Linked DNA regions of Homo sapiens: region 1 is linked to region 2. Evidence: chromatin loops called from intact Hi-C (ENCODE). Cell type or tissue: MCF 10A. All regions are shown on one strand. Links, peaks and the distances in the headings refer to the core of each region. The heading gives the core; the rest is flanking DNA.

Region 1 (10,993 bases), core at 2,639-7,638, 510 kb after region 2:
ATGTGATATCTTTCAGAATGATAGCACAAAAAAGGAGGAAGAGAAAATACAACTATGCAGACACTCTTCTACTTATGAAGGTTTAAGTTCCCATTTTGTGATGGCACAAAAACAATATGCATTCAGTAGAAGCCATACTTCAATATTCAATAAATTACATATGTATTCAACACTTCATTAAAAATAGGTTGTGTTTTAGATGATTGTGGCCAACTAAGGCTAATGTGAGTCTTCTGAGCACATTTAAGGTAGGCTAAGCTAATCTAGGTTAGCCTAGATTTTCAGTAGGTTAGTTATATTAAATGTATTTTCAACCTAGGATATTTTTAACTTACAGTGGGTTTATTGTGATGTGACCTTCAGTTGATGAACATCTGTACCTCATTATTCTCTTTATCGTAATAAATTGTAGAAATTTGAAGTTTCTAGTTAGTGCACATGTGAAGCTTATTGGAAATAATTCACTATTTAATTTATTATAGATAGTTTCTATATATAGATAAAGCAACATACTTAATTAACTATTACTAAAGGAATTAGGAGAGGCAGAAATATATTCTAGTGTTCTCTCTGTTTGAAGGGTACCATATCATAATTAATTTCTTTTTTAAGGAAGAACCATTTATACTTTCCCTTGGGCTGGGAGTAATATAAGAATCTGAGATAGAAATTCTTTTTCTTTCTTTCTTTCTTTTTCTTTCTTTCTTTTTCTTTTTCTTTCTTTCTTTCTTTCTTTCTTTTCTTTCTTTCATTTTCTTTCTTTCCTTCTTCTTTCCCTTTCCTCCTTTCCTTCCCTCCCTTTTTCCTTTCCTTTCCTTTCCTTTCCTTTCCTTTCCTGTCCTGTCCTCTCCTCTCCTCTCCTCTTCTCCTTTCTTCTCCTCTCCTCTCCTTTCCTTTTTTTCATCTCTTTCTTTTCCCTTCTTCATTTCCTCCCTTCTCTTCCTGCTCACCCCTCCCCCCTTTATTCTTTCCTTCCTTCCTTCCATCCATCTATACACAGTTTATTTATTATGCCAACTGACTGAAAGGGAATTAAGCATAATGAAAATGCTTTACGTCAGGAACAAATCCTGTTACCTTCAAAGCCTGTTACTGATGCTTTCATGTCCATGGAGTAGAAATGGAACTGAAACATAATACTGCAGTGTGGTATCATACAAAGGGGCTTGAATTTTGGGTTAGATATTCCCTTTAAAGGGAAGATGAATATAGGTCCAGAAATAGTTTGGTTTGATTCTTAGCATTAGTATTTGTGAACTGTGAGTTTGAGCAAGTTACTTAGCATTTTAAGCCCATTTATTCATCTCTTTAATGATGATAATATTAACCTCATAGGGTAATTTTGAGGAATAAATGAGATTAATGTGTAAAAATACTGGCCTCATAGGTGTTTAACTAATGTTTGCTGATGCTATTTTATTTTTGAAAAAATATGTGCAACTTAGCATTATTGCCTTGAAAAGTTATAGTAATTTGTGAAATACTCAGTTTGCTCATATACAGTATTTGGCTAGTATTTTAAACCATTTTGAGAACTTTTAATTAAATAATATTTTCAAGCGTATTTTCTTTTTTTTTTTGTCAAAGGAAGGTACTCATCAATCAAGCATATTTTCTAAAGAAAAAAAAAACCCAGCTATGCTAACTCTAGAGACATCCTAATGTAGTGTCACAAATAGAATAATAACTGTGACAATAATCAATATTTATTATTTATGTTCTTTGTACCATCGTAAATGCTTTATATACCTTTATCCAATTAATCTCTCAAGCAAGCCCACAAGTTTGTTGAATTTAAAATTTATCTACCTATAAAGTAGACATTCTTTTCTAATTTTATATATTGAAAAACTGGCTGGGCATGGTGGCTCACGCCTGTAATCCCAGCACTTTGGGAGACCGAGGTCAGGAGTTTGAGACCAGCCTGGCCAACATGGTGAAATCCCATCTCTACTAAAAATACAAAAATTGACTGGGCATGGTGGCATGCGCCTGTAATCCTAGCTACTCAGGAGGCTAAGGCAAGAGAATCGCTTGAACCCAGGAGGCAAGTTTACAGTGAACCGAGATTGTGCCACTGCACTCCAGCGTGGGCGACAAAGCGAGACTCTATCTCAAAAGAAAAAAACAAAAAAACAAAAACAAAGTGAATCACAGAAAGACTGTGCAACTATTAAGAACAGGATCCAGGAGTCTTTATTAGGGGATATAATAATATTTAAGCTTAGGTATTCCATCTAGTTGCAGAAAGATATTCTTCTGATAATGTGGTGAGAAAATAAAGAAAAAGTTGACTTCTATTTCAAAGAGCACAAAAAATAGAGACAAAATGTACAATGTAAAATTAAGCAATAAACAAGAAAATAATGGCCAAAACATATGGAAGTAATAAAAAAGCAAAACAAGAGTATGTATTATGTGCCTATTTTCCTCCATATTAGTACTAACCATAAGAGGAATGAAATATGCCAGTCTTGCCATCTATCTGAAGAGACAAGATGAAAACATAAGAAATAATTAGAGACAGTATACATCATATATTTAAGTACTAGATATAACTTGTGTGTGTGTGTGTGTGTGTCTGTGTGTGTGTGTGTGTGTGTGTGTGTGTGTGTGTGAGTGAGAGGGTGTCTGTGTGTATAGTGGGGCAAGTTAAATATTTTCCCCCATTCTTTTTTTAAAAATCTTTTTAAGATTCCATTTGTAAATAACTAAAAGGAAAGTTGTTGTACTGAAGACCCCAATAAAAGGTTAAAAACGTTTCTAACTGAAAAAGAAGGTCCTGGTAATTGGAGAAGATGGGTCAAGGTGACCGATGTTTCCTCAGACATGCCAAGATTTATGCTGGTGACAGAATGTTCTGAACCACAGAACAGAGAAGCCATAAGAAACAGGGACTGAGCAAAACAAATATGTTTAATGTAATGTTTAAGGTGATAAAAATAATAGGTCTCTTTCTCTAGGGCCTGTTTGAAAAAGATGAAAGAGGAAAGCAATCTAATCCTTCCTCTTCTTCCTATGTCAATTGGCTCCTTTCCTTTCTCTCTCCCTTTCCATTCCCCTTTCCTTTTCCTTTCAGCTTATACTTTAGATACCAAGTTAAACATAAGCCAGTTTAGTACCTGAGCATATCTATAGCAGTGTTTTTTCAAAGTAGGATCTCCATGCTATCATTATCAAAGTTATCTCCAGTGCTTGTTAAAAATGCTTATTTTTGCTCACAGCGCCAGGTCTCCTAAATAATCTTAGGTAATATCTGAAAATTGAGAACTACTCTGGGTCTGTGTGGAAGTCAGATCCCTACCATTATCTTTAAATAAACCAGCTGAGCCATATTTACCTATTATAATGGGGATTATGGTCAAAGACTGAGGAAAGACAAGAAAATATTTAATTTATTCCATTTCATTCAGAAACAGTGACTGCTATGAAGGTCAGGGCGAAGAGCACATTAAGACTCTTGGCACTCCTGGAGGATAAAATAGGACACAAGACTGTAGACCCCTGAGCTTGGACTGAGTCTTGGGCATCCATGTGTCTGTAAGTGGCAGTGTTTCCCCGTTTCTCAGTCTGCTGGCCCTACAGCATGCGTGAGCTTCCTCATTTTCTTGATTCTGTGAATGCATCCCTGAAGTGAAGTGCAGAGGCTTCAAGTGGCTGAAATTGAGAACCTATTCCTCAACCAGTTCTTAGAGTATGCCTCTCAGCTCCTGTAAGAACTATGTAACATAACCCTGCTATCATTACATTATTATTAAATGTAATCATAGAAGTGCTTGAAAAAATATAGGAAGTGACAGTAACATATATTGGGTGACAGTAACATATGTAGTGTTAGACACTATTCCAAGCATCTTCATGTAGTCCTTGCAGAAACACCATGGAGCTAATATTTTACCCCTTATACAGACGTACAAATTGAGGCCAGAGAGTTTAGGTAACTTGTTGGAAATTTTTTGTTAGTGGCAGCGCAAATATCAAAATCCAGATAGATGAATTTCCCAACCAGCACTTTGAACCAACATACCATATGGCCTCTTCAATAAGGTATAATAAGTACAGATAAAAATTACACAACCTTGGGATGAAGAAGGCTCTCTCTGTGTGACACCACTGAAGAAGCAATATGAGAATATATAATTAGTATGGAAATAAAGAAAAACCAAATGAGAAAAGTAAAGGCTATTTATTCTGAGCTTGCTATAGCAAAAGAGTCAACTACCATCACATGTGTTTGGGCAGAGACTCAGGCAAGCAGAGAAGGGCAAACCTTTATAGTGGAAAAAGGGGAAGACTTCAGGTTTACCCTGAATGGAGGCTTTTGTCATGGGGAAGCTGTATGTGGAATCACTAGAAGTGGGGCATCCTACTTTGTTACAGGAATGGGGCCAAAAATTAAGGAAGCCATCAGTTATTAATCAAAGCCTGGTCATTTGGGGCTGATTGCTGCGGAAGTTATTGGTTAGCTTGCTGAGTTGTCCTTAGGGATAGCATTTTCTGTTCTTACAAGTATGACGTAGCAGGCTGGCTTCCTGGGTCATTTATTGTAGATAAGGGGTTAGTTTCCTGGGCAGATGGCTATAGGTTGTGGGTCAAAAGTCCATTTTTATATATGGGCTGGCCACTGTCAATGTGTATATTCAGTTTCTCAATAGATTTAAAAACAAAACATGAAACGTCCTTGTCTTAGGAAAAGACAAAATTGAGATGAACATTAAAATATGAAATATAATTACAAAAGATAGGACAAAACATATGAACACATGTTAATATACGTACCATACAAAGAATTGTAACAAATTATGAAGAAATTGTTAAAAATCTCAATGGAAAATATAATCAGTGCAATAACAGGTAATTCACAAAAGAAGAAAATATACTTAACTAAAATGCGAATAAAATGAGTTTTAATTTTTAGGCTATTATGTTGACAAATATTAAAATGACTGACAAAAGTGAATGGCAGCAGGGGTTGGAAGAAACAGACATTCTGAGACGTTGCTCATGGTAGTCTAAATTGGTCCAGCTTTCCTGAAAGGCAATTTGGCAATGGTATCAAATGCCTTAAACATATGTCATCTCTTTGGGCCAGCAATGCTCTTCTAGGAATTTATTCTAAGAAGTAATAAAGCAAATGCACAAACATGAAGGAAGAAGGATGAGTCAAAAATAACCTATGAGTCAAGCAATGAGTTTGTTAAGTAAATTATGTAGTCCCTAAAAATGGTGATGTAGAAATGTATTAAGTGATGTGGAAAGTAATATATTAGGTTTTAAACTAGCATAATGTATTTGAGATAACAATCTAGAAGAATAAACATGTCTCAAAAAAAAAAAGAATAAACACCTAAAAGCTAACAATTTCTATCTTTGAGTGAATTATAGGGTTTTGAAAATGCTTTATTTATTTTTAGTTTATCAGTAATTTCTAATTTTCATAATGAATATTGTTCAAAATGAGCATTCGTGCTTTAGTACACAAAACTATATAAAGGAAACATATACAGTTCTCAATCTCTCCACTTAGAAAATATCTGTCACATTAAAAAAAGTAATCCATACACATTATTAGATTCTTCATACATTGTTCAGATGTTTATAATGAAAATCAGAGCTTTCTTCCTCTGCTCCTCTGTCCTTCCCCCCAAAATAGTTATTGCTAACAGAATTTTATTTATTGTTTTGCCAATATTTTAAGAGGAAAAAAGTTCATCCATCAGAAAAGGAGAAGAAAATTAACAGCAATTCCAGCCTGGTGTTTTTTGGCTCAAGAAACAAATGGTACCTTCTGTTTCTCCTTAGCTCTTGTCTGAAATCCCAGCTTTCCATATAATTGGATTCAAACTAAGATAATCTAAGTCATGCCATACAATCCATATTAGAATATAGCTTTTTGTAAGTCCATGACTTCAATACTCATCTTTATCTTCCACTGAAATTAAATATACATTCAAAAAGGCACAGTATATTCGATAGGCTGACCATACATTTATTGTGTTGCAATCTTGATGGGCAGTTGCATCATTCCAGATTATCCATGATGCTAAAAATTATTTCTATACTTCCATTGGACAGAGGAATTGAAATAGAAAACTGAACCAATTTAAATAAATTTAGAGCTACATTTTCTATGCTAAAAACAAGTTTTGATTTTTTTTTTAGTGTTGTTTCCCCAAGAGAAGTGATCATCTCATGTCCAAACTACAGACTTTCTCATAAAGAAAATTCATAGTGGGCTCTTATTTTCATGATGAAAACATTCAGATTTGAATTACTTCATCAAAAGAAGGAGATGACTCATGATTAGCCAAACATGAGCACCCAGAGCAGTATAGGGTAAATTTTCAAAAAGATATTACTTCTCTCTATAAATGAGAGCTCTTGTGTTCATATTTAATTCTTCACAGGTAAATTTACTGCCTACACAAGCTGGTAGGTGTTACCAGCATCTAAATAAGCAAGAGCACCATACTGCATAGAGGTTGCATAGTTATTTCACTATGTGATTAAATCCTCTACCAGAAAAACTTACTATTTTTTTCCTCCACAGAATTTTTGAACTAAATTAAAAACATTTTTTACTTATCAAAGACTTCATTCAATAAAGTTTTCAAGTATTTTTTTACCTTAAAAGAGGATTGTAAAATATCAGAACTAAACAAAGATCCAAGAGCTTCAAGGTTATAAGAGTAATGTTACATAGTCCTGCTGCACAGCTGAATATCACATCAGGCATGGATCCAGACTGGGAAGTCTGGCCTCCTGGGCTGTATTATAAGGACTACCAGGACTGCTTTGGTCTCAAATATACCACATCTTATGATTGCTCTTAGTTTTGCTGATCTTCCTAAGTCGATCTGGAGTACTCATTTATGAAAAACAGTCTTCTGAAGCCTACAACCTTATGAATGTTCCGATTATATTCCATTCAGTATCACTAACCCTTACCTGTCTGGATTACCAAGTCACCATGGTCTGGCCCAACTTTATGCTTTGATTTTGGCAGCATTGCTTAAGGCCTTTGAATTTTCTGTCTTCCATCTATTCTTATATCCATATGGTAGCTAACCACCAAAAGCTGGAAGACTTCTTCTATACTTCCTACTGAAAAAATGTTTCACCACAAATTGGATTAGTTATAATAACTCACTATGGTGTCCTTGAGAATATGCTTTTCAAAATAAACATGACTGTTTTTGCCGTTACAGTACCTGGGTTGCATGGTGTTTTTGCTGAACAATCCAGTTGACAATATTTGCACAGTAATATGAAAGTCATCCTTGGAGTTGAGCAATATGTTGTTCTTGCTTATATAGCCGCTGGTCACACCTAACCAAGATGTGGATGGTCAGCAAAGGTATCCTAGAAGTAATATATTAATTTATTCATTCTGTTATTTATTCATTCAAATATATGTTGTTTAACTTCCATATTCCAGGCATTTACTAAGTTTGTATATCCAATGAGGAGCAAAATGAACATAGTGCTCACCCACCTAGAAATTATGGCCTAGCCACCCGTTTGAGAATACAGATATTGAACAAATAAATATATAGGTACAAATTTTAATTGCTATGAAGAAAAATAATAGAGTGTCGTGTATAACTGCAACACTAGAATTGTATACTCAGTAAAATATCTTTCAATTTAAAAATGTAATATAGTTCTAGCTACTCAGGAGGCTGAGGCAGGAGAATCACTTGAACCTGGAAGATGGAAGTTGCAGTGAGCTGAGATCGCGCCATTGCACTCCAACCTGGGCAGCAAGAGCAAAACTCCACCTCAAAGAAAGTAATATAAAGATGTTTTTACAAAATAAATACTATAAGAAATAATAATCAGAAGACTGTCCATTATTTAAAATCTAGAAAAAAAATTTCAGGTCAAAAGAAAGTGGTCTCTGACTAAATGTTTGAGTTTTAAGCAAAAATGAGGATTGAATAAAGTGGTAAATTAGTGAGCCAATATACGTGAATGTTGAGTCTGTAAAATAAAAATATAACATCTGTTGGGCTATCATATAAACAAAAAGTATGAATTTAAGGTGTTAGATAACCCCAAAAATGTGAGATCTCCAAGATAAATAAATTGAAATGGGTGCATTAATGTTGAAGTTTTAAGATACTAGTATTTTCAAAAAAAGAGGGTAAATAATTGTTTAATTACAAACGTTATTAAGTCAGTTATGCGTGCTATAATTGTTAATGTTACCACAAAAAGAACAGAAACAGAGGGCCTAAATTTTATACTAATGATGGGAGAAAATATCATTAAAGATATTTAATCATCCAAAATAAATAGGAAAATAGACAAAAATGGAGACCATATATAGGCAGTATAATACAAGACAATAGAAATAAGTCAAAACGTATCAGTTATTCCTTTCAAAAATAATGAACCAAGTGCTCCAATTTAGAAAAAAAAAAAGATAATTCAAAGGAAATGAGTCTGTGTTGTCTATAAGAAATATATCTAAAATGCATGGGTATAGAAAATTTTGAAAGTTAATGGATAGAAGAACACATGGCATTAAATCCTAATGAAGAGGAAGCTGATATAACTGCATTAATCAGAAACAATAGAGACTTTAAGTCAAATATTAGCAAAATTAAAAGGAAGCATTTCACAATGATAAAAGAGTTAATGAGTAGAACAATGTAACCATTTTTAAGTTGTATGGATATATTAGCAAAGTCACAAATTATTCAAAATAAAAATTAACAGAAATACAATGAGAAACTGATAAATCTCCAGAGTTAGAAAGTTCAGCACTCCTCTCTCAGAAACTGATAGTCAAGCATTCAAAAATGGCAGGATATAAAATATTTGAGAAACATAATTAACTAAGTTGACTCATCGACTACAGAATGCACATTAATTTCAATCATGCACAGATCATTTATAAATATTTAACACTTACCAGGTCATAAAATATGTCTAAGCACAAAGTGTTCCAGAAAATTGAAGAGAATGTTTCCCAACACATTTTATGAGACCAGCATTACTCTAATAGTAAAACCAGAAGAAGACATTACGAGAATAAAACTATAGAACAATATTTATCATGAACATGCATGGAAATAATTTCAACTAAATTTTAGAGAATCATATTGAACTATATATACAAATAAATTTATACTGTGATGAATTTTGATTTATCCCAGCAATACAAATTTGGTTTGACCTTTAAATATCAACCCATATAATTCATCTTATTAACAGACTAAAAACATACATGCACACACCAAAAAATGTTGTGAGCATCACAATAGATGCAGGAAAAGCATTTGAAAAAACTAACATCCATTACTGATGAATATTATCAGAAAAAAAGAAATAGAGGAGACTTACTTTATCTGTTAAATGCCATCTATGAAAATCTTTCAGTTAACATCATTATTAAAGGTGAAAAAAGTGAATGTATTCTTCTAAGATTAGAAACAAAGTAAGGATATTTAGTTTCAACACTACTAATTAACATTATACTGGAGGTTCCAGTTAGTGCAATAAGGCAAGAAAAAGTTTTAATGACACATTATTGGAAAGGAAGAAGTAAAATTGTCTTTATTTACAGAAAACGCAATTGGTTATGTAAAAGATCTTATGAAATATAAAAAATAAGCTAATAAATCTAATATGTGAGTTTAGCAAGGTTGTAGAATATATGATCAATATTCAAAATCAATTGGATTTTTATGTCCTAGTAACCAGTAATCAAATAATGAAACATTAAAAATATAATTTACAATAGCTTTGAAATATTAAATATTAAGGGACAAATCTGAAAAAAGATGCACAATGCTGGTACAATAAAAAATAGAAAATTCAGAGATAATTTTAAGCAGTCTTAAAACAAAGGAAATACTATGTTCATAGATTGGATGGCTTGATATTTTTAATGTGTCAATTGTCTCTAAATTCATCTATATATTTAATATTCTATCAATCCATATTCCAAAAGTTGTTCTGTGTAGGCTGTTTACCGGCTAATGTGAAAATTCATATTGAATATAAAGAATCTAGACTATGTAAAGCAACATTGAAGATAATAAAGTTGCTATATACCTCCTATCAAGGTATATACTACCTGCTATCAAAATTTACTATAAAGCGATGGTAATCAAGATACTGTGGTATTGGCATGATGATTGACAAATAGATCAATGGAACTAAATCAAGTCCAGAAGTAGACCTGCAAATATATAATTAATTGAATTCAGCAAGACTGAAGAAGCAATTCATAGGAGAGGCATAAATTTTTCCAACAAATTATTCTTGAGCAATTTAAATATCCGTATGCAAAATATCTTAATTTGCATCATTTAATTAAGTTCATACTCACATATGATACCAAAAGTAACTCACAAATAGATATTAGATCTAAATATGAAACCTAAAACTATATACATTCTAAAAGAATACATAGGAGTCAATCATTTTGGTTTTGGGTTAAGCAAAGATCCCTTAGACACAGCACCAAAATTTACAATACAAAAAAGAAATAAAAATAAATTAGATTTTATAAAATTTACGTATTTCTGTTCTTTGGTATACACTGTAAACAGAATGAATACAAAAACATTACAGATTGGGAGAAAAAAATTGCAAATCTCATGTCTAATAATGAAACCATATGTAGAAAATATAAAGAATTCTCAAAATTCTATAACAAAAATTTAACAACTTCATGAAAAAAGAGGGCATAAGATTAGAAGAGACACTTTACAAAGTGAAATTCAGTTTGCAAATAAGCACATGAAAAGATGCTCAAACTCTTTAGTCATTAGGGAAAGGCAAATTAATACACCAATGATAAACTCTCATATACCTATTAGAATAGCCAAAGCTAAAAATACTAACATACCAAACACTGGCAAGTGTGTGGAACAAGTGAACTCTTGTATATTTCTGGTGGGGATGAAAAAATGGTACAAATCATTTTGCAAAATAGTTTGACAATTTCTTAAAAAATTAAATGTATACCTACATATGA
Region 2 (10,993 bases), core at 3,593-8,592:
TTAATATTTAGAGGGGGCCTATTACCTTTGGAATTAATGAATATGACAAAAGGATTTTCTAAGTATGCCTGAACTCACCCTTTAGAATAAGGAATAAATGTAGCTGGTAAAATTACTGGTTTAAGCCTAGGTCAGGCAAGCTTAGGCACATCTTTTTGAATGATGAGACTGGCATGCCATATGTCTTCTGTAGGCATGGAGGTCTGAGGGTCTGAGAAAGGGGCACTGAATATGTATGTATCCATCCCTGCTGTCAGCACTTCGCCACATGTTCGCTGGCCAGGGGCTTTGTGCTGCTGCCAGGAAGGAGTTCCGTATTAGAAGCCACCAAGGTTTCAGAGGAACCTTATATTTTTCTTTTATTTGATTTCCTGGAGCAATTGCTTTTCTGTATACATCTGGTGCTATAATCAATTTCCTATAATTTCATAAACATCTCCAAAATTTGAACTTTCTTTTCAATGGGAGTAACTCGGGAGTTTCTTTCTACAGCTTCTTCAAAAGGACTCTAAACTTTTTTACTGAACACTTTGTTAAAGGACCAGCTTTTACTTTCCCACTTGGCAAGATGATTTTCTTTTATAAATTATTGCATTAAAGCTTTGAAGAAAAAACATTTGTTTAATGTTATATAAGGTATATTTATAGCTTCTTTAAAAGGTCCCCAATTTAACAAATTTGTGTGACTTCACAAGCTTTACACATATTTTCTCAGGTACTTCTCATAATACATGTTAAGAAAATGAGTGGGTTTTGAGTCAAACTAATTTTGGTTTGAATGCTACCTATTTTTGTTAGCTTTGCCACAATTACTAGCTGTGTGTCCTTGGTCAAGTCACTTAACTGTTCTGAGTCTAAGCTGTAAAATCACTTTCCTAAGCTTTATCACACGGGGTTATTGTGAAGATGGAAATATCTATGTAAAGCCCTTAATGTAATGTCCTATATTTAAAAGAACTTCAATAATCTCTATTGTTATCATTTTAGACATCAGATCCTAGTCTACATAACATTGCAGATTTTTCCAGTTTGCACACTCTCAGGTTCCAAAGGGATATTATTTATTGTGAGTTAAAAGCCTTTCCTTTCTTTCCTGCTTTTTTCTATTCTTTATTACTTTCTCCTTAATTTCTTTTCTCCCCTTCCCTTTCTTCCTTTTATCCCCCAAATATCCCATTTCCTGTGATCTCATTCCTAGGGTAAAATATTTCTATTAATCTTGCCTCAGTAGTTCAGTATTTTCCTTATCATCATATCCCTTTGGTGATTACAGGGTAGGACTCCATAACCGGATTTCAAATATTAAGAATGTCGAATCATCATTTCATTTCCAGTCAGCTGTAATGGTCAGTTTACATTTTATAACTTCATAGTGTAGGGGTTAACCTGAGTGAAGCCAGGCTAGGGTTTTCTCCTGCTGTTGAGAAGATCAGATCCTGAGCCTCTTGCACTCTCCTGCTTCTTGTTTCTTTGCCTTGGGGGTGGGGAAAGCAACTGGCAAGTCAAGGCAATGGATGGAGCAGGGTAGGTGTAAAGAGCGAGAGCCCAGGCTCTGCTGAGTCCTGTTGCTAGGCAACCGCATGCAGGAAGCAGACACATGCATATGCCTGCTAGCATCCTGTTGTCTTAGCAACAGAACATTTGGTTGAAGGGCTCGGGGAGGAGGGGGACTGGGTTCAAAATACTCAAAGTTCCCAGCATCTTAGGATATCCCTTCGCCTGAACCCCCATGTCTTTGTTGTCTTAATTTTCCCACATTCACTGAAGCAGAAGGTTCCATCCTTTTTAAAAATTTAGTTAATCACCCAAAATTTGTATGAGGGCTTTCCTCAGAGCTCTACATTACCCAAGTCACATCGCGGTTCATTAGAGCCCATCCACCTCCAAGTCCTCTGGTGCTCTGCGTGGCAGGGCCTATTCTATGGAATTTTAAAATGATCCCCTGCTCTAAGCACAGCCCTGTGGGACAGAAGTTAAACGTTCACTTGTATGGAAATTTAAATTCTGGGGTTTTAGTATGTGAAATGATTCTAAGTCATTATCATCAGCTCCAAGGCTGTCACTTCTGAGCTTTTCAGTCAGTAACAAAGACGAAGGAAAATGAAAGAGAGCAGGATGGCCTCCTTTTTCTTACTGGTCTATACGTGATGTTCAGGAATTATGGCATTCTGTTCTATCTGTTTGCCTATCAGTCTTTCCCACTTGACCATTCTCCTCTAAGTGTTGGGGCTATGTCTTTTTCATCTCTGGATTCTTCTTTTCTGCCACAGTTCCTGGCACATAGTAGGTGAATTTATTTAATAGATGACCTGGGAACCCATACAATGTAAAAATACTTCAAAACTATGCAGTGTGGTGCATAAATATTAGTTACTATTTCTGCATGCCTGGCTCTAATATTGTGCCCTTTGATCACTAGATTAGACTTTCTTATTCCTGAGACCACCTCCTGCCTTTGGACCCCAAGGTTAATTACTAAATCCCTGTCTTGTTTTCCAAAATCTTATGCCCTGTTTTGAATACCTGTAGTGCCTAATTTCTTATGGTTGAAACCTTAGTTTTTTGTTTTTTTTTTCTGTATTCCCCAGAGACCTTATAAACCAGCCTTACAGCTGAGGTGCTGTCTCTAGCCTTCAGATTTTCCCAATACTTCTTATTAGCTACTCTGCATTTTGCTTTATTCTAAAACCTCCGCCATTTTGTTCCACCATTCCACTGGTATATCTGTAATCACAGGATCTCTCTCAGGTGATTTGCTTGTCTTGGCTCCCACCTGTTGTCTATTACTGCATCTTCCATGAATGCTTACTACCCACCTGGGGAAGCACTTAATTTTAGATCTTTCTTCACTGCAGCTAATTCTTCTATTTTGGGATGTGTCTGGTGTGATCAGAGTACTTTCTAATCACCTTCTCTAATATGATCACAGTAAACTTGGCCCTGAAGCCTGCCTGTTATCCCATGTTATTTCTATTGCCCTTCACAGGGGATTGCACACTCACTATGGAAAAAAAAAAAACCCCACCAAACTGTCCTACAAAATGATCTAATTAAGAAATTAACTATTTACTGACTTGTGCTATCATTTAATTTTTAATAGGAAACATATATGCACTGAAGTAGGAAAAAAACAAAAATTTTAAAACCCTATTCAATGTCCAGTGTAGGGTTAAGCACACAGTATCCAATTAGAAAATGTTTAAAATTAAATTGAATTCGGTTTTAATATTTACGAGGGAGTTACAACTTTCTTTTGCTAAGCCTTTGAATTTCTTCCAATGAAGAAGTTACCATAATGTGACCCAGTGTCTCAACGAAATTAGTAGGATCTGAAATAGCAGAGGAGAGACCAGTTCTCTTTAAGCGGTGTGTTGACTTTACACCAGCTTTACATTTGATTCTATATGCCCTGAATTGGGGGGCATCTTCAATGTATTTGGAATTTTTAAATCTGGCAGGCCAGAAATCCAATGGCCCATTTAAGGAAAATTGTAACCTAGAAAACTGAAATTCGTATAAACCATAATCAAGCCAAATAACAGAGATCTTCTGATTCAACCTTTAAAAGATATCCCTATCTTATCTATCTATCTATCATCTATCCAGTGGTAAGAAATTTCTTCACTGGAGTCAATAAAAAAAAAAAGACACACTATGTGCCAGCATGCCATTGACCCACTGATAACCGAAGTCTCTAAGAGAGGGAGACAAAGCCTGCCACAGCCTCTGCCAGGAAATCCTATTGCTCACTTCTGCACTTCCTTCTCTCTTCTCATTATTCCACTGGGATAGATCCTCACTGCAGGTTTTCGTAATCCTCCTTCTAGAGATTCAGCAGCTATGCCCCCTCCCACCAACCTTGTTTGTAGCACATATTAGCTCAGAGGTAAGTGCAAAGTTTGCATCTTATACCTAATCACATCCCCCAAAGGTGGCAAGAGGTGGGGCAATGCAGAGTCAGAGCAGGAGAGACATCAATGCTGCCTATGTAAGGATTGGTCTGGGGACAATCAGAGGGAGGGAGGTTTTTCTCCCTTAACATTGTCTAGAGGACTTTATTTTGCAGAAATTCATTTGAAAGAAGGAGGTAGAACAGCTCTGATATTGCTTGTCATGAACCTCAATCTATAGAAACATAACAAAGGCTCTTCTCATCTGGATGCTCAGGTACATACAAAGGTGGTGATTCCAAAGAATTAGAGCAAACAAGCTGGAGCTGGAATCTGTCCTGTTATAAAAAATCTGTTCCGCCCAATCACGAGAATGTATGGGTCAAGGTTACAGCCAATGCCTGCAAATCACCACCGTGTGTTTCATTGAAGAAAGTGCCCTGCTCAACCTCAAATTCTTATCTTTCAAATGATGAAGAAAATGTCACCTTATGGACATCATCAAAATCTTCTTTCTGTAATTGAAATGGAATTAAAAGTGATTTCCTTGGTTTACAGCAATAGCTATAAAATAAACCAAGCTGTCTCTTTGTTTATTCTTCAGAAAAGTGAAACACTTGAGTTACAAGGAATAATCAGAGACTAATGCCAAGACATCCCTGAGAGTCCTCCAGAATGATGGAGAACCACATTCCATCTCTCTAAATTGGGAGCATATTGTAGCTTTGCAGCATAGCAATAGGAGGTATCTTTCTGGGTCATGGCTTGATGTTGCAGAAGTGGCAGTGGAGCCTCCAAAATCCCTGCCTTCCTCATCCCTTCCAGCTCCACAGGGCTCTGGAGAGGCAGACAAGGTTCTGCAATGCTCACCTCAAAAACAGTGCTGTAGGAAGCACTTGGCGGGGTACTGCAGTCATAAACACTCCGGGATTCCAAGATCCTGACAGATGCCTATGTCACCAAAACTCAAATTTTATACTTGGCTTCATGTGATACTCTTTTTTATGATGCATATATGATATGGAACAACTGCTGCTATGGAATCACCCAGAATAAAAGTGACCCTCTTGGAAATGCCTCCATGTATGTGTGAGTGAGTGAGTGACAAGCTGTGACTTGTACTGTCTACTCTGTGTAGCACCTGGGAAATGTGTCCACCTTGCTCCTTGTCACAGTCTGACTGTGGCTACACTACGCGTCGGTGATCACTGTCCATCGGGCAGAAACTCTCTCCTGATTCTTGCATGAAAAAAACACTAGTTCATTCATCACTCATCAATCATTTTCTTCTGTGACTCATCATCTGGAAGTTTCATTCCTCAGTCCCCCTTTCTGAGGCTGGTAAATAGCATGTCATTCCAGCAAAAGGCGGAGGGGGCGGCAGCCCATCTGGACCTTCAAGTTTGATTTCATATTTATGAAACAGCTTAAATGTCAGTTTGAGTGCAAAACGACACCTTCTCCAGCTTCTCACATTAGTGCCTCTGGCTGCTTGGCTGCTGCTGAACGTTTCTTTCTTTCTTTTTTTTTTTAAAGGCAACTCGTGACTTCCCTGCTTGGCTCCTTTAAGGCAGGAATGGAAAGAAGAGGCATGAATGGATGGATGGATGGATGGATGGATGGATGGATGGACGGATGGACGGTCAGATGGATGGATGCAAAGATAGATGGATGAGACCACAATTAAATACTCTCACCAGAGAGGAGAAAGAAAGAAATTGGAGAAAATGAAACAAAAATCAAATAGAAGAAATATTTTGGTTTTATAGGGAGTTTTGATCAATTGAGAGGATCTTGAGACATTCTTGTGTTATTTGCCCTCTATGTTTTAGGTTGAAAAAGTAAACATAAAAATTTGGAAAATAAAGATTTCAAGAGATAAGTCATCTGTGATTTCACCACTCTAACAGTTGGTATGACCATTTAGATACGTTTCCTCCAACTCATTTTTAATGCACATGTAGTTTCTAAACTTCAAAATAAAATGTGTATATGTGGAACCTGGGACTCTATAACAGCTCAGGATTTTAGGAAAATCTTATTTTGGACCCAAGGAAGACTGCCTTCCCTGGGAAAAATGCAAGTAAGGTAACCAGTGAATGCCTTCAAGGCAGTTTCTATATGCCTCCTGGGACTTTAAGACAGCCTCGTTAATGAGGAGTTTTCCTGTTGCTGGAAGGCTGGGGAATTTTTGCAACATAGAAAATGACCTTGTGATGATGCATGTGGATTTGCTTGTTCAGGTGCACACCTCTTACATGGGGTTTTTGTGTCCCCTGAACTCACTGATAGAAAGGGAGTAAGAGGGCTCACCTCACTGCCGTTAGCCTCAGTAGCTCTATCAGGATGAACGAACTGCCTTTCTTCAGCCATCCACTTGGGGGAAGCCTCAACAGGGAAGAGAAGTACTCCTGTCTTTTCCTAGACACATGCACCTTGAGAAATAGAAAAAGGGTTAGCTGCCTTTATGGGAGATTTTAATAACTTCCTAATGGAAGGGAGACTAGAGCAACAAAGTTAAGGAGCAAGTGGAGCACAGGGAAGGCAGTGGGTCTGGCGGCGGTGATATGAGTGACTAGAAGAATACAGGGACCCTTCTGGTAGTAGAGAAAACACAGCCTTGGTCAAAGGGAGTGCAGCCTTACTGAACCCTCTCCCCTTTGTAGTGATGGCTTCTGGAAGAGCCAGACAAGAGGTACTAGCTCTGAGAGGTAGTGGGAGGCCTCTCCCTGCAGGGCTGCCCTACTGGGAGTCAGAGGTCCGTGCTGTCTTGCCAGCTCCATTGTACCAGACACAGCCATAGCAGGTAGGAATAGTGCCAGGGGTGCAGGCAGATCCAGTGGTAGGCACTGAGTCACAAATCGTTGATGAAACAGTACTAAATTTTGGTCTTCAGAGGTTTTTTGTTTAGAGGCATTTGGATGGGAAGGAAGGAGACACTTCACCACGTTTAGACATAGAGCTGACTTTGTCTTTACTAGAAATAAGTCACCATTGTCCTGCAGGGACAAGGTGAGTGGGAAGGAAGGAAACTTCGTCTCAGCTCATGGGCTGGTGGTAAGATCCTTCAATACCAGAACTTTTAGAACTGTTCATATGTACCTTTAGATTGGGGTTCCAAACTAGTGAAGTAACTAACTAGAGGAAAAATGCTTTTCTTTATAATCTCTGTTTATCCTTCTATGTTTCGTTTTACCCTTTTACTTAGATTTGAAGTTAAGTACTGTTTTTTCTCATTAAAATTATATTTAAACATTTACCCAATTGCCACCTAGTCTTAGTCATTAATTTTAATGGCTATTATTTTGAAAAAAAATTACTTTATGGATATGCCTAGTTTTACTTAATTACTTCCCAATTGTGGGCCACTTGGGTTGCTTCTAATTTTTGCTATTAAAAATTATGCTATGGTGAATATTTCATAGTTTATCCTACTCTGCCACCACCACATTTTGAATTTTTTCTTTGGGCTGTATTCCCAGAAATTAAATATTTGGGTCAAAGGGTATGAATGAACGTTCTTGGTCTCTTGCTATATATAAGATGAAGGGCCACACACACACACACACACACACACAAATGAGCCCAGGAAGAAAACTGGCTCCTGGAAGTTTTGTGGTGGAAAGAAAAAAAGAGCATTATTAGAGGCAGAATGTTTGCTTGGTAAAGGTCTGCACAAAGGGAGAGAGAGAGAAAGAGAAAGTGCACCTGGCTTATAAAACCCAAGGACAAGCAGAAAGTAGAGTGTAGCAGTTTCGATGAATGAGAGACAGCCATGCACTTCTGCTGTTCTGCACTGAGACAGAGAGGGATCCAGTCCCCAGGAGCAGGAAGCACTGAGGCAGGAGTCGTGAAGGAAAAATAAATATAAAACTAAGGGAAATCGGCTGGGTGCGGTGGCTCATGCCTGTAATCCCAGCACTTTGGGAGGCAGAGGAGGGCAGATCATGAGGTCAGGAGATCGAGACCATCCTGGCTAACACAGTGAAACCCTGTCTCTACTAAAAAAATACAAAAAAATTAGCTGGGCGTGGTGGTGGGCGCCTGTAGTCCCAGCTACTTGGGAGGCTGAGGCAGGAGAATGGCGTGAACCTAGGAGGCGGAGCTTGCAGTGATCCAAGATCGTGCCACTGCACTCCAGCCGGGTCGACAGAGCGAGACTCCGTCTCAAAAAAAAAAAAAAAAAAAAAAAAAAAAAAAAAAAAAACTAAAGGAAATCAGTAAATCCAGGGAGGGTCAGCTTTCAGGAGTAATTCAGAGACTCCTGTATTTTGATTGATTTGTAAGGGCATGAATGGACAACTTATTTATATATCATTTTTTTCTGATTATAAAAATAAAATCTGTTCTGCAGAAAACTTAGAAAACATAGAAAAATGTAAGCAAGAAAATAGAAATATCACAATTGTTGTGCCAGAAATAACTGCTGTTAAGAATTTTACTTATTTCTTTCTGATCTATGTGCACACACATATACACACAACACAAACACACAAATGGAATTATACTGTATATAGAGTGTTGTGGATTATTATAACATAGATATAGTAGAATGTATTTAAACTTCTCATATTGTTGGGATTTATGTTATTTTTATAAATTATACCTAGCAATAAGAATATGCTTTTACATTTAAAAAATTTTTTTTTTTAAAATTTGTTTAGACCACATTCCTTGATTTTAAATGATTGGGTCAAAGGATAAGGGCAACTTTAAAGCTCTGTCACATTTAGGCCGATAGTAGTATGAGTACAGGGGTGGGTATTATCTCACTCTTGCCAACAAAAGCTTTTGTTTTGTTTTTAAATCTTTGACAGGGGCTTCCTTTGAAGGCAGGGGATACCAATTTCCTCCTCACCCTCTACTTCTCTCCCCTGGCCTTGATGCTGAAATTAATTTTTTTTTCAGGTAACAAAAAAGAACCTTCAAGGATATCCAGGGCTAGAAAAAAAGCTAGCTATAGCACAAATATGTGCTAGAATAGGACTGAAGAGCAGTGGATTATGAAGCTCGGAGGAGGTTGGTTTTGTCAGTACCTTGAATTATTCAAGAGCATCAAGTGACAAAGAAAAGAAGCTATCAAGACTTCTTGATCTTGTTATATTATGAGAAAGAGAGAGAGTCAACTTTGGTCTAGAAAAGGAGTGTGCCTCAAATTCATTTTGGAAATGGATGGAATATAAAACAAAAAATATCAATAATTATCCTTGTATTTTATGCAAACTCAAAATCCTCTGGCTAACTAGCATTTTTATTAGGAGGCCCAGATATTGGAAAATTTAACCATCATAATCTACCATGGCAATTATATTTAGGTTTATATATTAGGTTTATAACACTAGTCAGCGTTATGCCTTCTATTTTCATTTTATAATTTTTGTTTATAAGTCTAATATCAAGGGAGTGCTTTTTTCTGAAATTGGCTGACTTTTTCATATACAGATAGGTTATTTTATTCATATAGTCTTGTTTGAGAAATAGTTCTCTAGAACTTCGATGTAGAACACACACACACACACACACACACACACACACACACTCTCTCTCTCTCTCTCTCTCTCTCTCTCTCTCTCACACACACTTTCTCAAAGCAGCCAAGCATGACAGAACTGGGGTTACTAATATGGGTCTCTTCTCACTTTTCTTAATTGTTCTCAATCACTCTAGTTTCATCTCTAGACTGAATATAATTTTTATTTTATATTTATGCGATCTAATCTTACAATCACGCTTCTCTTTGGACTACCACATGGTTTTGTGTCTTCCAGCTAAATCTGGCTTTTTTCAGCTGCCTTAGGACCAGGATAGTAAGCCATTCAGACGTGAGTTATCAGCTAAGTTGCTGATAACTGTTCTTCCTGTCCTGTGGTAAAGGCATGACAGATATTCAGAGCAGGGACAGCGCAAAGTGAGGCTTCCCACCCTGTTAAAAAATATCCCCTCTTATATTCCACTAATGACAGATTCATTTAAGTTCATGGTTCTTAATCTTGATTAGTTGGCAAAACACCTGGAGGAAGTAGTGTTCTCAGAAGAACTCCATGAAATATTGATATACTTAATTCCATTTGCAAACTAAGGACACTTAACCAGCAGAAAATACAACTGTATCATAAACTGCAATATGAAATCACTTCCATAATCACACAGGCCAAGGAACTAAGGATGATTCTAAGTTTTTCTGTTAATATTAACATAGTACTTAATAATTTGTCCTGTCATTTGCTAAGACTCACCAACAGCAAAACTGTAGCAGTAAAATAAATTTAAGAAAACTGTTTTTCCATGGAACAAACAAATCGAGAAAATTCACTTCATTGAAATCTTTTTTTTTCATTGTGAATTCAGATATAAGCAGCTACCATTATTTGCTTTCAGCAACAAAATACCTCAGATTAGCATTGCTTGAGAACTACTAACTTGTTCTATTACCCTCTTCTTTTAAAATGGGAACATCCCCTTGGAGGTTAAGCTGGGCTCCAGTAACATCTTAGTGTGAATTACTTTAATCAGATAATCACCTAATGTCTGTTATCTATTTACTTTTCTTTAATGTACAATTGTGGTTTTCAAACTTACACATTTTAGCTGCAGGTTCCTTAGCTTCAAATATATAACTGCTTTTCCAATCATTCAGAAAACCCCAAGTTCATCTCAGAGACTTTCTCTACTTCACCTCCTACACCTTTATTTATTTAAATTAGTATTTCATGCCTTATAACAAATTATTCCAACACTTGGTAGTTTATAATGACAACAGTCATTTATTTTTCTCATAAACCTAAAATTTGAGCAGGGCTTGGAAGGAAAGACATACCTCTGCTCCATGTGGAGTCAGCTGTGGCAGCTCAACTAAGGGCTGGAATATCCACTTTGGACCTGATTCACTCACATAGCTGGTGAGCCAGTGAAGGCTGTTGGCTGTGAGCAGTGCTGTGCTGGATCTGGCATATATTGATTCACAAAGCCGACTGTGTGCATCTATTTCTCAAATTCATTTCCAGTGGTATCATGTTTGTAGTTTGAAATTAGTCACGGTGGAGGTATTTATTGATTTAGTTATTTATTGAGACGGAGTCTTGCTCTGTCACCCAGGCTGGAGT

Evidence for each region. A loop is a pair of places that touch in the nucleus more often than their neighbours do. Peaks named below come from ENCODE experiments on the same cell type or tissue, not always from the same donor. Only the 100,000 strongest peaks of a DNase experiment are listed, where the experiment ranks them.
Region 1: a loop joins it to region 2, with 20 times the contacts of the local background. A loop is called at or near these places in 1 of 110 quality-filtered maps.

What each region holds. Positions count from the first base shown.
Region 1 is chr3:118,123,198-118,134,190 of GRCh38, reverse strand. No RefSeq gene overlaps it. Among named protein-coding and RNA genes, the nearest start is that of LINC03051, 130 kb to the right of the region's middle. In MCF 10A, for the core only: no CTCF peak of the experiment used is centred there; a DNase peak (open chromatin) is centred at 5,080.
Region 2 is chr3:118,632,318-118,643,310 of GRCh38, reverse strand. The region is part of intron 2 of LOC105374060 (a long non-coding RNA gene); the gene reads left to right. LOC101926968 (a long non-coding RNA gene) reads right to left here and starts at 1,543. Exons shown (of 2, transcript NR_135573.1): 1 at 1,387-1,543. RefSeq lists an enhancer at 7,694-7,743. In MCF 10A, for the core only: a CTCF peak has its summit at 6,259 (motif pointing right); no DNase peak of the experiment used is centred there.